3 separate regions of the Homo sapiens genome follow, and regions 1 and 2 are each linked to region 3. Evidence: chromatin contacts called from ENCODE Hi-C or POLR2A ChIA-PET data. All regions are on one chromosome and are shown on one strand. Each heading gives the region's core, a stretch centred on a gene start or an enhancer-like site at or near the end of the contact. The rest is flanking DNA. Distances are from core to core; before and after follow the strand shown. Region 1 overlaps CTBP2 (C-terminal binding protein 2). Region 2 overlaps CTBP2 (C-terminal binding protein 2). Region 3 overlaps CTBP2 (C-terminal binding protein 2).

Region 1 (3,638 bases), core at 662-3,161, 62 kb before region 3:
GAGGTCAGGAGTTCAACACCAACCTGGCCAACATAGCAAAACCCCGTCTCTACTTAAAATACAAAAAATTAGCCGGGTGTGGTGGTGCACGCCTGTAATCCCAGCTACTCGGGAGGCTGAAGCATTAGAATGGCTTGAACCTGGGAGGTGGAGGTTGCAGTGAGCAGAGATTGCATCACTGCACTCCAGCCAAAAGTGACATGATTTAGATGGAATTTACTCCAGACCCAAGGCTTGTCACCACCAACCCATCCTGATCCACACCTGACCTGGACCCATTAGCCTAATGTCCACGCTAAGATTTTCACACTGTTTTTTGACGTCGACCCCAGAAGCCATGCTCCAAGGCCACTGACACTGCATCAGTGGGCAGCTCAGTGTGCTGCCCCTCTCGCCCCGCCAATTTCCTGCCCGCCCACCCCCACCAGCTCCAGGAGGCGGAATCTGTCAGCTTGTCAGCGTTTGTCTGGATTCACTGGGAGTCAGGAAGGGGCCTGTTTGGGAGCTTGTGTTGGGTCTGGCTTTGCTGATCTTTTGTGGGGAGACACTTAGGATGAAATGGGGTAAAGGACAGAAAAGGCTCACCTGCAGGACCTCGCGGGTTAGCCACGAGTCTGACACACCTGAGCCTGCCCCACTGCCCATCCCTGGAGTCATCCTTCCCGGGGGCCAAAGGCTCTTCCATGTCACTTTAGTTATCATATGGCGGGCAGATTCGAACCGTCTATCCCAGTCACTCTTTTGAAGAGTGAACAATATGGAGAATGTGAACATATGTGGCCACGCAGCTGATGTACACAAGCATTCCCCACAGCCATTTATTTTAAGGCACCGTGTGCTATTTTTATCCTCCACAGAAATGCTGCCAAGGGAATCCGCAGAGGAAAACAAAGCTCTGGAGCTGAGCGGGTTACTCTGACTTCACTCTTCACACGACAAATGATCATAGCATACTATTTGCCACCTTGTCTCAGAGACAAATGTCATGAAATAAGTCACTCGTCATTATTTGAGTTCAAGTACTTTTTCTTAAAACATGGCTTTTAAACAGAAATGCATTTTTCCTTAACTACTGGTCATGATATTCCATTCCCCCCACGTGTGTGTGTGTGTGTGTGTGTGTGTGTGTGTGTGTGTACATGTGTGTGTCTGTTGCGGCTTACCTGCAACACTGGTTCTGAGCAAGTGAAAAACTTGCAAATGTGTTGTGGAAGAGAATGGCAATGCTCATCCCCAGCAGGGAACGTTCCCGAGTTTCCATCTCTGCCTGTGATTATGTGCAGGGCAGTCATGCGGAAGAGGGATTGGGTGTATTCTGCGTGGGCAGAACCATGACCAGGAGAGAGGGGAAGCCAAGAGGAGAGATTGCAGATGGATAAAGAAGTTTCTCACAGTCGAGGAATAAGAAGCACACGGGCAGGCTTCCCCAGAGAGGCCGGTGCCCCAACCTAGAGGACACGAAGCCGAGGCCAGGACTGTGGACCGCAGCTGGAGACCCCTCTTGACCCGCGGGGGCTGGTGTGCTAAGGTGCAAAGGGAGGAAAGAGCAACATGCAGGGTGACACCTGCAGACAGTTCTCCCTGTTCTGGAATCTTCCGGTCGGCCCCAGGGGTGCACGCTAGGGCAGCCCATAGCCAGCCCCTGCTAGATCCCGGCTCCCGGCAACCCTCAATGCTGAACTCTCCCAGGATTCCTGCGGTGGCAAACAGCCCTGGTATGTACCATTTTATTTTCACTCAAAACATCCTTCCTGGGACCATCCCAGCAAGCTGAGCATACTATTTTCAACTAAGGCCCTGGCATTGTCTAGGAATGTTTTCAGGGCTAAGCAAATTGCTAAAGCAAACATCTTATTTTCGTCTGCAAGGACAGCCAAGCGCTGTAAAAATACTTCCCGATAGGACTTCCAGTGGAACGGCCCCCTCTGGTGGCGCTGTTGGCACCAGACACTCTGGTTCAGGGGAAAGCTCTCGCTGGGCATCCGGGGCGACACCCACACTTCCCTTGACGGTGGCTCCACTGGCAGCCGCCCTGCTCCACACCCCTAGCTGCCCCAGGGGAAGGCCAGAGAAGGCCTGTGGACAGGAAGGGGTACAGGCCCTGCAGCGCCAGGAACAGGACCTCCCTCACCTCTCCTCCTCCTTGCTCCAAGGAACAGCCAGTTTGACACCAAATCCCACACATCCCAGTTCCAGGAGTGGCCTGGGACTCAGACACCAGGTGATCTGGGTATGGGAGGATATAACAGCGTCTACGGCAGCAAAGCCTGAGGCCCCCACACCAAGCCAGAGGCAACTGAGAGCTGGTACCACAGGCCAGACGGAGCCCCCGTGCAGCATCCTGGACCTGTGAGCTGGCCTGCATTCCTGGGTTCTCAGATGCACCTCGGTGAGGTGCCACCTCCTCACGGTCACTGCAACTGTCACACCCTTACTGAGAGGAGCAGCTGTAGCAATAAGCAGGCTCCCCGGCTCACGGCATCCTGGACACTGTTCCCGTCACTTTGCATGAATTCACTCATTCCTCCCAACAGTCTTAGGAACCAGGTATGCTTTCCTCATCTAAAATGACTAAACAGAGGCCCAGGGTAGAAAACAACGGGCCAAAGACACAGCTGGGGTGGAGGTGGGACCGAAGCCGGGTAGCCCAGGGATCGTCCACGCCCTGAGTTTGTGATGGACCTAAACTCCTGTGTGTTTCACTTCCTGTTTCAATTGCTAAACCGAGAGGGCCCTTAGCGACTGCTCCCACCAGGGCTGGAGAAGCAGAACCCAGCGGACTCAAAACGGTGCCTACAGGGGAAAACGGGGTGAGCAGGGGACGACTGAGTCCAGCCTCGGTTCTGGACTACTAGAAAGAGGTGCCCCTGAATGGGGGGACACAGGGGTGCTCTCAAAACTCAGCAAATGTTAGTCCTTTTATTTTAGGAAAATACACTGAACTATTTGTTGATGTAATAGAAGCTAGGGTTTACTGTATAATGGCCTAGTAGGGTGTGTCTGTAAGAGAACGCACGTGAAATGAGGGTGATGAGGACATCTGCTTTTTTAAGTCTGTCCTGTTTAAAGCTCTAACACTGTAACGTGGGGACAACTCTGAAGGCTGCGGGGAGGTTCTGGGACAGCAGACACCCGCTGGCAGCACGCAGCAGAACTCAGCGCGAGGGGTTAGAGTTAGGGTTAGGGTCGCTGCCATCAGTAATAAAAAATACGGAGGGACCGGGTGCGGTAGCTCACACCTATAATCCCAGCACTTTGGGAAGCCAAGGCAGCTGGATCACCTGAGGTCAGTTTAAGACCAGCCTGGTCAACATGATGAAACCTCCTCTCTACTAAAAATACAAAAAATTAGCCGGGTGCGGTGGCACACGCCTGTAATCCCAGCTACTCAGGAGGGTTGAGGCAGGATAATCTCTTGAACCTGGGAGATGGAGGTTGCACTGAGCTGAGATTGCGCCACTGGGCGCCTGGGCAACAAAGCGAGACTCTATCTCAAAAAAATAAAATAAAATAAAAAATAAACCACTGAGGGCACCCAAGGAACAACATCTGCTGTGCACCCGTTTTCCTAATGGCCCCAAGAGAGGCTGGCTGAACAGACAACTATGCTCAGATGATCTTTCTGGCGTTCCAGTGAG
Region 2 (3,914 bases), core at 332-2,831, 39 kb before region 3:
CCTCTGAGTTCCCAGGACAGGGCTGTCCGAGGACACAACACTGACAGCCATGTGCAGACCCCCGACCTGGGCGAGGATACCGCCCTCTGAGACTCAGTCGCCTGTCTACAAAAAAGGAAAAGATACCACATTACCGTGACCATCTAGTCTAATGAAAATGCCACCAGGATCAAAGACCATAACGCAAAGCCCTCTGTTTGCACCTTAGTCCGAACAAGCACCCAGGATACACTCGCTGTTGTTTGTTTGTTTGTTTTAAGGCAGGATCTCACTCTGCCTCCCAGGCTGGAGTGCAGTCTTGACCTCCTGGACTCCAGCCGTCCTGCCACGTCAGCTTCTCAAGTAGCTGTGACTGTAGGCACGCACCATCACACCCAGCTAAAGTTTTTTTTGTTTTGTTTTTTTGAGACGGAGTCTTGCTCTGTCATCCAGCTGGAGTGCAGTGGTGCGATCTGGGCTCACTGCAACCTCCGTTCCCTGGTTTAAGCATTTTTCCTGCCTCAGCTTCCCGAGTAGCTGGGATTAGAGGCATGCGCCACCACGCCCAGCTGATTTTTGTATTCTTTAGTAGATATGGGGTTTCACTATGTTGGCCAGGCTGGTCTAGAACTCCTAATCTCAAATGATCTGCCCGCCTTGGCCTCCCAAAGTGCTAGGATTACAGGTGTGAGCCACGGCGCCTGGCCCCAGCTACGTTTTTTGATTTTTTGTAGAGAAGAGAGCCCACTATGTTATTTTATTTTTTGTAGAGATGTTATGTATGTTGCCCATGCTGGTCTTGAACTTCTGAGCTCAAGCAATCCTCCTGCCTTGGCCTCCCAAAGTCGTGGGATTACAGGTGTGAGCCACTGTGAGCCCAGCCGGCTGCTGTTTAGAAGTGCATCACAAAGGATGCCTTGAGGGGCTTGGGGAACATCTCAGGGAAGAAGCTGCACGGAGAACGGTCCAGTCATCCTTCTATTTCGAGCCAACAGCAGCCCCGTGGAAGGAAAGGTGACTAAATGAGAAGGAATGTGACTCAGAGGGAGGCGCTCTGGAGGCCTCTGTGCCTACCCCAGGAGGGGCTGGCCTCTAGGTGGAGTCCCTACCAGTCCGGAGGCTCCCGCCCAAACCTTCCCCATCCTCTCTGGGAAGGGAGGGCGTGAGGAGGTGGTCCCCTGGAAGCCACCTCCCCAGCCCTGAGGTTCACACCACCTCAGTCTCAGGGGTCCGGGGGTGGCCCCAGTTAAAACATGGGTTTCCAGACCAGTGAAGCACTCAGAAGCACAGCCCTTCTCCTTGCCCGTTCTGTGTCCCCTGGCAGAGGGTGGGTCTGGTATCTGTGTAGCAGGTCCTGACCCCACCCAAGCAGCAGCAGTGTCCCAGCACCCCCGCCTTCCTGACCCACCGGCACTCTTTCCCACCAAGACGCCTTGAGATCCCCAAAACACGTCTCCACTGCTGCCCCAAGTCTGCCCCCAAAGGTTTGGCCTTCGCCACCTGTTACTGCCCAGGCTTGACACACAGCCATGAGTTCCGCCGTCGCCACGTCAGCAGATCTCTGCCAATGTGTGCCTGCCCTTGAACATTTCCCCCAGCTCTAGGCAAACAAAGCCCTCTCCTTAGCAACAGCTCACTGGGCAAAACCCAAAGATGACCCGACCTGGCGCACCTCCAGCACTCCAGGTCTTGGCTCATGACCATGGGACTGCGACAGAAATTACCTTCAACCCTCACGTCACCACCCATCACCCAAGCTGCGACACCAATACATCAGCAGGAGAAATGAGGCGGATTGCAAACAGCTGCCGAGTTCCAAGATAAAGAGTTTTATTTTGGTGGCTAAGGGGAAAAGTAGAGAAAAGCCGCCAACATTTTTACCAACAGCATAATTATATGAGAGAAAACTCCCTCCTTTAAGATTCCTACGCTGCCCTGACAGCAATTTAAGCAGCTGAGAAAAGATGGTGAAGACAAAGTCATTACGGCAGGATCCCGTCTCCTTCCTGTACACACGCCTGACTCTCTGTAATGACAATGAAAGAAAGCTCTGCGGGCATATGGCAGGGGAGCCACCTCCGTGTGCAACAGCAGTTGCATCAAGTCTTTAGTGCAGGATTTAGCTGTCTTAAAGATCCTATTAACCAGAGACAATTTCCATCCCAGGCTCCAGGCAGAGCTGGGAGCTTTCCTTCAGAAACGAGGGCGAAGAACCTCCAACAGTAAGTTTTCTGCGGGCGCTGGAACTTCCAGCCCAAAGCCTTCAGCAAATCACTCCATGGGGAAATCTAGTCCTGTCAGCTTTAAACTGGCCACCTTGCATTAACAGGGACTCTCGCAGCTGGGGTGTGGGTAATCTCAATGCACAGCTCTGCTACTATATGAGTTCACTCAAATGATCCCCTTGTTTCTGCTCTTATGCCTTCCAAGCCATTTTCCAGAGACACCCAGGAGGATTCTCACTGGAAACTGAAATGTGATCCTAGCCCAGTGTCTGGAAGCTCTCCAGCAACGCCCAGTGCCTTCGTGGTCAAGATCCGGGTCTGCCCTCACAGGGCCACAACCGCACTGGCTCCTGCCCTGGGTACAGCCCCTCGGCCTCCAGACCTTTCCCCAGATGCCCCATGGCTGGCCTCCTCCTGCCACGCCAATCTCAGCCTCCCCACAGAGAACCACTCCCTGTGTTCTCACCAAAGGGTCCCCTCAGTCCAAAGTATCTCTCTGGTCTTAATGTTTGTGTCCCCCTGCAAATTCCTATGCTGAAAGCCTCATCCCCAAGGTGGTGGTATTAGAGGGTGAGGCCTTTGAGTGGTAATTAGATGATGAGGGTGGAGCACTCATGAACGGGATTAGTGCCTGATGAAAGAGCTCTTTTGGCCAAGGCTCGGTGGCTAATGCCTGTAATCCTAGCACTTTGGGAGGCCGAGGTAAGTGGATCACCTGAGGTCAGGAGTTCGAGACCAGCCTGGCCAACACAGCGAAACCTCATCTCTACTAAAAATACAAAAATTTGTCGAGCGTGGTAAACTTTGATCCAGCAATCCCTGTAATCTCAGCTACCCGGGAGACTGAGGCAGGAGAAAATACAAAAATTTGCCAAGTGTGCTGGTAATCGGCTGTAATCCCAGCTACTTGGGAGGATGAGGCAGGAGAATCGCTTGAACCTGGGAGGTGGAGGTTGCGGTGAGCCGAGATCACACCACTGCACTCCAGCCTGGGCAATCGAGCAAAATTTTATTTAAAAAAAAAAAAAAAAAAAAAAAGGAAGATCTCATTTGACCCTTCCACATAGCGAGAGAGTACCGTCTCTGAACCAGAACTTGGGCCCTCATCAGACATCGAATCTGCTGGCATCTTGGTCTTGGATTTCCCAAGAATTGTGAGAATTAAATTTCTGTTGCTATGAGCCACCTGCTTATGGAATTTTGTTATAGTAGCCAAAGCAGACTAAGACAACATGCTCTCCACTTGACACTGAGAAAGCCAGGCCCTCAGGGAGGGGGCTCCGCCTCTAGAACACAAGTTCAGTGGGAGCGCGGCCACTGCACCTGCGGATCCTGAGGAACAGTCCACGACACACACGTGCGCCCACACACACGATCTCTGAATGGATGGATGACTGAGTCTGAAGAGATCATGAGCCAGCCCTGATTCTTCAGCCCTAACTTCAACCTTGAAAGGAAAATTTGGGCAATTTCTTTCTTTTTTTTTTTTTTTTTGAGACAGAGTCTCGTTCTGTCACCCAGGCTAGAGTGCAGTGGTGTGATCTCAGCTCCCTGCAACTTCCAACTCCTGGGTTCAAGCGAGTCTCCCGCCTCAGCCTCCCGAGTACCTGGGATTATAGCCTGCCACCATGCCCGGTTAATTTTTGTATTTTTAGTAGAGACGGGGTTTCGCCATGTTGCCCAGGCTGGTCTTGAACTCCTGACCTCAGG
Region 3 (3,884 bases), core at 660-3,159:
CCAAACAGCAGCCCCTTCACATTCAGCCAAAGTGAGTTCCGACCACCCAACTCTGATGGTCCTCGATGCAGGTGACGCAGCCTCTTACCAGGGGAATCTGGGATGGGAGAGAAAAGCCAAACTCCAGACCAACCTGCGGCCCACCCTAACCCAGGCCTGTGAACCAAGAGACCTTCCAGTCCTGGCTCCCCAAAAAGCAAAGGGCACTTGCCTACAATCAGCAGCAGGGCTGGCTTTAGTCTTGATTCAGGAAAAAAAATAACTGCAGAGCCCCTAAAGGACATAGAAATATTATCTATTGATTCATGCGCATCAAGTCACTAACACTGGGAATCCTGAACTAACTTACACACGTATGTAACTGCTCAGCCGCATTTCTGCAGTTTGGAAAGAATGGACAACCTTTCAGCATGGATGTTCATGAGGGTAGCAATTCACAAATGCTGTTCTCACATGATGAACATATAAATACACACAAGTATGTATGTTCAAAATGCAGGGCAAGCGTGCTTTCTGAATGAACAACTCAACATTTTCACTGTGAGATTAGATTCTTGGGACTTGTAATTTTACAGTTTTCACTGAAGCATGCCAAAGCCACATAGGTGCAACAGGCCTTCCTCCTAAAGAAACCATGCCAGCACAGCCCTCACTTGCCTGGTGCACCGGGCCTGCACCACACGTATTATTATTCTGAGAGCATGAGCGCCAAGAAAGAAAACCGAGACTCAAAAGCCCAAGGGCTGTTTCTTCATGTTTCAGTCAATGTACACTGTGCAAACACATGCAACACAGATGAACAAAACTCACAAGGTGAAGGGGGTTCTTCCACTCTTTCCAAAATCAGCCAAGCCAACTGGTACAAAAGTCACTCCCAATACGACCCCATGGACATCTGCTGAGACGCGACGAGGTAAGAGGGGGCTGTCGACATGACCAGCTCTACTTGTCACCAAGCAAGGGTCCTGTCACTCTCGGGTTTCCATGATGGATTTCCTCTTCCGCAGTGTTCTGGTCTAAGGCTGGGTCAAAAATCTTCCAGTCAATACACAGAAACCAACCAGCCATACATACAACAACTTGAATGAATCTCAAAGGGAATTAAGCCAAGTGAAAAATCCCAATCCTCAAAGGCGGCAATGCTGTAAGGTTCCATTTATATAACATTCTTAAATGACACTGGAGAGATGGTGAACGGATTAGTGGTTGCCAGGCTTAGAGACCAGGAAGTAGGTAGGACACGCCAACTCCAGAACTTTCTTTGAGCAAACTGGGTCTTAGAAGCTGGTCAGCTGTGTCTACCCATGTGTGTCGACCATGTGCTTCAGCTGGGGACCGTCCTGGCCACCTCAAGTGGATATGACTATAAAAGGGCAACGGGGGGATTCTTGGGCTGGTACAAATAGAGACCTACCCGTGCTAAAATTGCACAGACTAAATACACAGCCAAATGAGTGCATGTTACACTAGGGATTTCTGAATAGTATCCATGGATTCTATCCACGTCAATTTCTCCGCTGTGTTGCTGTTACCAGAACTCTGCACAATGTTACAACTGGAGGGCACCAGGGAAAGGGTTTAAGGGACCTCCTGTATTACCTTCTCCTACCCTGTGAATTCATTCTGTATGTGAATCTGCAATTACTTCAAAATAAGTTTAATTTTTAAAATAACAGATTTGTCATTTTTTGGTTTATGTGGTTTAGCTCATGCTGGGCACTAAGTAGGGCAATTCCTTTCTTTAGGGGATCAGCGCTTACAAGGAGGGGCCATGAGGAGCTGGCCCTGTTGACACTGCTTACGCACTCAACTGGGATCTGTGTCCTCCGGCTCCCCAGGGGCCCCGGGGTGCATCCTGTCTCTCGAGAAGCCAGAGCTCACAATTCCTGAACCCTGACCTTCTCTCACTGGAGCTGGCAGAGATGCTCGTGCTACGTCAATTCTTTCCTGGGAGCGGGCATGACTGACTCATTGTTCTCTCCCAGGTGCTGCCAGCTGCCCAGGCCTCCCAGGGCCACACCCAACAGAGGGCACGTTCCCTGACAGAGCAGCCCTGGAGGACAGACCAGCAGAGAAAACCAGCCCCCGGGGCAGCTCTGTGCTGGGCAAGTGCCTCTCTGGTGGGTAACAACTTCAGGACTCCCTGACCCAGTCTGGCTAAATCGAAACTACAGAGCAGGCTGGAACAGGCCAAGACTGTCCCCAGCTGACATACACAGTTGTACGCTGGGCTGGCCGGCTTCCAACACCCAGCTTGCTCAAAGAAAGTTCTAGAGCTGGAGTGTGCTAGCAGATAGCCAGGGTCAGGGGAGACCCAGAGCTACGCCCCTGCTTCTCGAGCCTGGGGACCTTGCTGGTGCCCTCAAATGCCACACCAGCCTTTTGTATCACCCGAAAGGTCTTTGTGGCACTCTGTGTCTTTTCCTGGGCCTCCCCTGCTGCCTCCCTTTTAGGAAGGGCTGGCATACTCGACGCTAGCACTCCCGGTAACTCCCCGCTGGTTCAAAGAATCCAAAAGAAAACTGCAGGAGCGTCTTTGCTGTTTCCGCCTTTATTATCTTCAAGGTTCCACGTTTTTTCAGTTCATTCGACAATTTACTATCTGTCAGCAACAATAAAAGTACCTCCATCTCCCAAAATGTGCCACTAGGTACACGTGTATAGATAAAAAATAAGCAGATTTTAATAATACTATTTTTTGAAATTCTATAAACCCTTAAACAGTCATTTACCAAAAAAGCTGAATCACTTTCAAATCATCAACATTGCTTAGCTTTAAAGCTGCTTAAAACACACACAAACCAGTGACTCTTCCACACAAACAAAAATTATATTCTACATACATTAAATATATAATTTGATTAAACATATTTATGTCTTTGTGATGACATTTAAAATAGAAGTAATCATTTTCTTTTTTAAAACAAAAACTCTTTCAATTATAATTCAAAGCTGTCAAACCAATCTTCTGCTACAGATCTTTTAAATGTCACATACCTTCAAAAGGGGATGGCAGTTTCCTTTTAAATATGCAATTCCAAACAGTGCCTTCTGAATCAAGAATGTATTAAAATACACCGCTGGCATTTATCTCGATGAAGTATCGCCCTCTGCCCCCTCCCTCCTGATAGATATGTACAGACGCACGGCACTCAGATGTGTTTCTCCCCAGTGTAACTTGGGAGCGGTTGGTGCCACTGCCACTGGCTGTAGCCACAGGGCTCAACACCAAGTCACACTCCTAACACCTTAAGGGGACAGAGGTATCCTCTCATGATTCTTCCAGTTTTCTTCCCAGATGGCTTGCTGAACTCTGTGTAACCCAATGTTGGCGGAGCATCAACAGCCCAATCGTAAGACAGCGTTAATCACATGCAAAAAAACCTCCAAACTCATTCTCATAAGTCAATGACCTACATATTCAATTGCTTATTTGCCATCCGAGTAGCAAACACCATGCTATATTTAAACACAGAGCTTAGATATATCTTTCTTCTAAAATGCTCAGAGAGACAGATATAAGCCTTATATTTCAGCCCTCTTCTCAACTTTAGGAAAGCAAACCTTGTCAATATCCGGTGTTTGGGAATCTCTGAAGACAACAGTCTGGTCTATTCTGCCATTGTCTTAGTAAGGAGGTACTAAGCATCATTTTCATAAAAAGCAAACATCCCCGCTGGAACTTAAGTCAATTGAAGCTTGCCTTCTTAGCACCTGACAAATAGTGCTCAGATAATGGCTCCGAGTGAGTTAAGCATGGGTCATATGCATGTCACATACTCACTGTCCCAAAACCAGTCAACAGTGATAGAGTGAATGGGACACTCAGTGTCCAAAAACCAGTCAGCAGAGTGACCAGAGTGATGGGGACGCGAATGTTTCCT

What was found. A loop is a pair of places that touch in the nucleus more often than their neighbours do. ChIA-PET counts read pairs that join two places held with the same protein, here RNA polymerase II (POLR2A). Pooled maps may share reads with other maps.
Region 1: a loop to region 3 is called in a map of heart right ventricle, with 2.6 times the contacts of the local background. The contact joins two enhancer-like sites. A Hi-C loop is called at or near these places in 10 of 168 maps with a recorded cell type or tissue (HCT116, PC-9, astrocyte of the cerebellum and 5 more) and 7 of 50 pooled maps. POLR2A ChIA-PET finds 5 or more read pairs at or near these places in 2 of 52 experiments (MCF 10A and SK-N-SH).
Region 2: a map of psoas muscle shows a loop between it and region 3 (4-fold over the local background). The contact joins two enhancer-like sites. A Hi-C loop is called at or near these places in 20 of 168 maps with a recorded cell type or tissue (MCF 10A, PC-9, Right ventricle myocardium inferior and 13 more) and 13 of 50 pooled maps. POLR2A ChIA-PET finds 5 or more read pairs at or near these places in 10 of 52 experiments (BJ, HCT116, K562 and 6 more).

Annotation. Positions count from the first base shown.
Region 1 is chr10:125,059,365-125,063,002 of GRCh38, forward strand. All of the region lies in intron 2 of CTBP2 (C-terminal binding protein 2), which reads right to left. Among named protein-coding and RNA genes, the nearest start is that of MIR4296, 28 kb to the left of the region's middle. RefSeq lists a silencer at 2,244-2,445 and enhancers at 2,324-2,373, 2,784-2,863, 3,619-3,638. Within about 2 kb of position 1,912, at least 31 of the 41 ENCODE cell types and tissues checked have a DNase peak (open chromatin) inside an H3K27ac peak, as active enhancers do; they include heart left ventricle, heart right ventricle, thyroid gland and 1 more, where a contact is called at or near this core.
Region 2 is chr10:125,083,395-125,087,308 of GRCh38, forward strand. All of the region lies in intron 2 of CTBP2 (C-terminal binding protein 2), which reads right to left. Among named protein-coding and RNA genes, the nearest start is that of MIR4296, 52 kb to the left of the region's middle. RefSeq lists an enhancer at 1,470-2,297. Within about 2 kb of position 1,582, at least 24 of the 41 ENCODE cell types and tissues checked have a DNase peak (open chromatin) inside an H3K27ac peak, as active enhancers do; they include HCT116, Panc1, ascending aorta and 7 more, where a contact is called at or near this core.
Region 3 is chr10:125,121,847-125,125,730 of GRCh38, forward strand. The region is part of intron 1 of CTBP2 (C-terminal binding protein 2); the gene reads right to left. Among named protein-coding and RNA genes, the nearest start is that of CTBP2, 37 kb to the right of the region's middle. Within about 2 kb of position 1,910, at least 32 of the 41 ENCODE cell types and tissues checked have a DNase peak (open chromatin) inside an H3K27ac peak, as active enhancers do; they include HCT116, Panc1, ascending aorta and 9 more, where a contact is called at or near this core.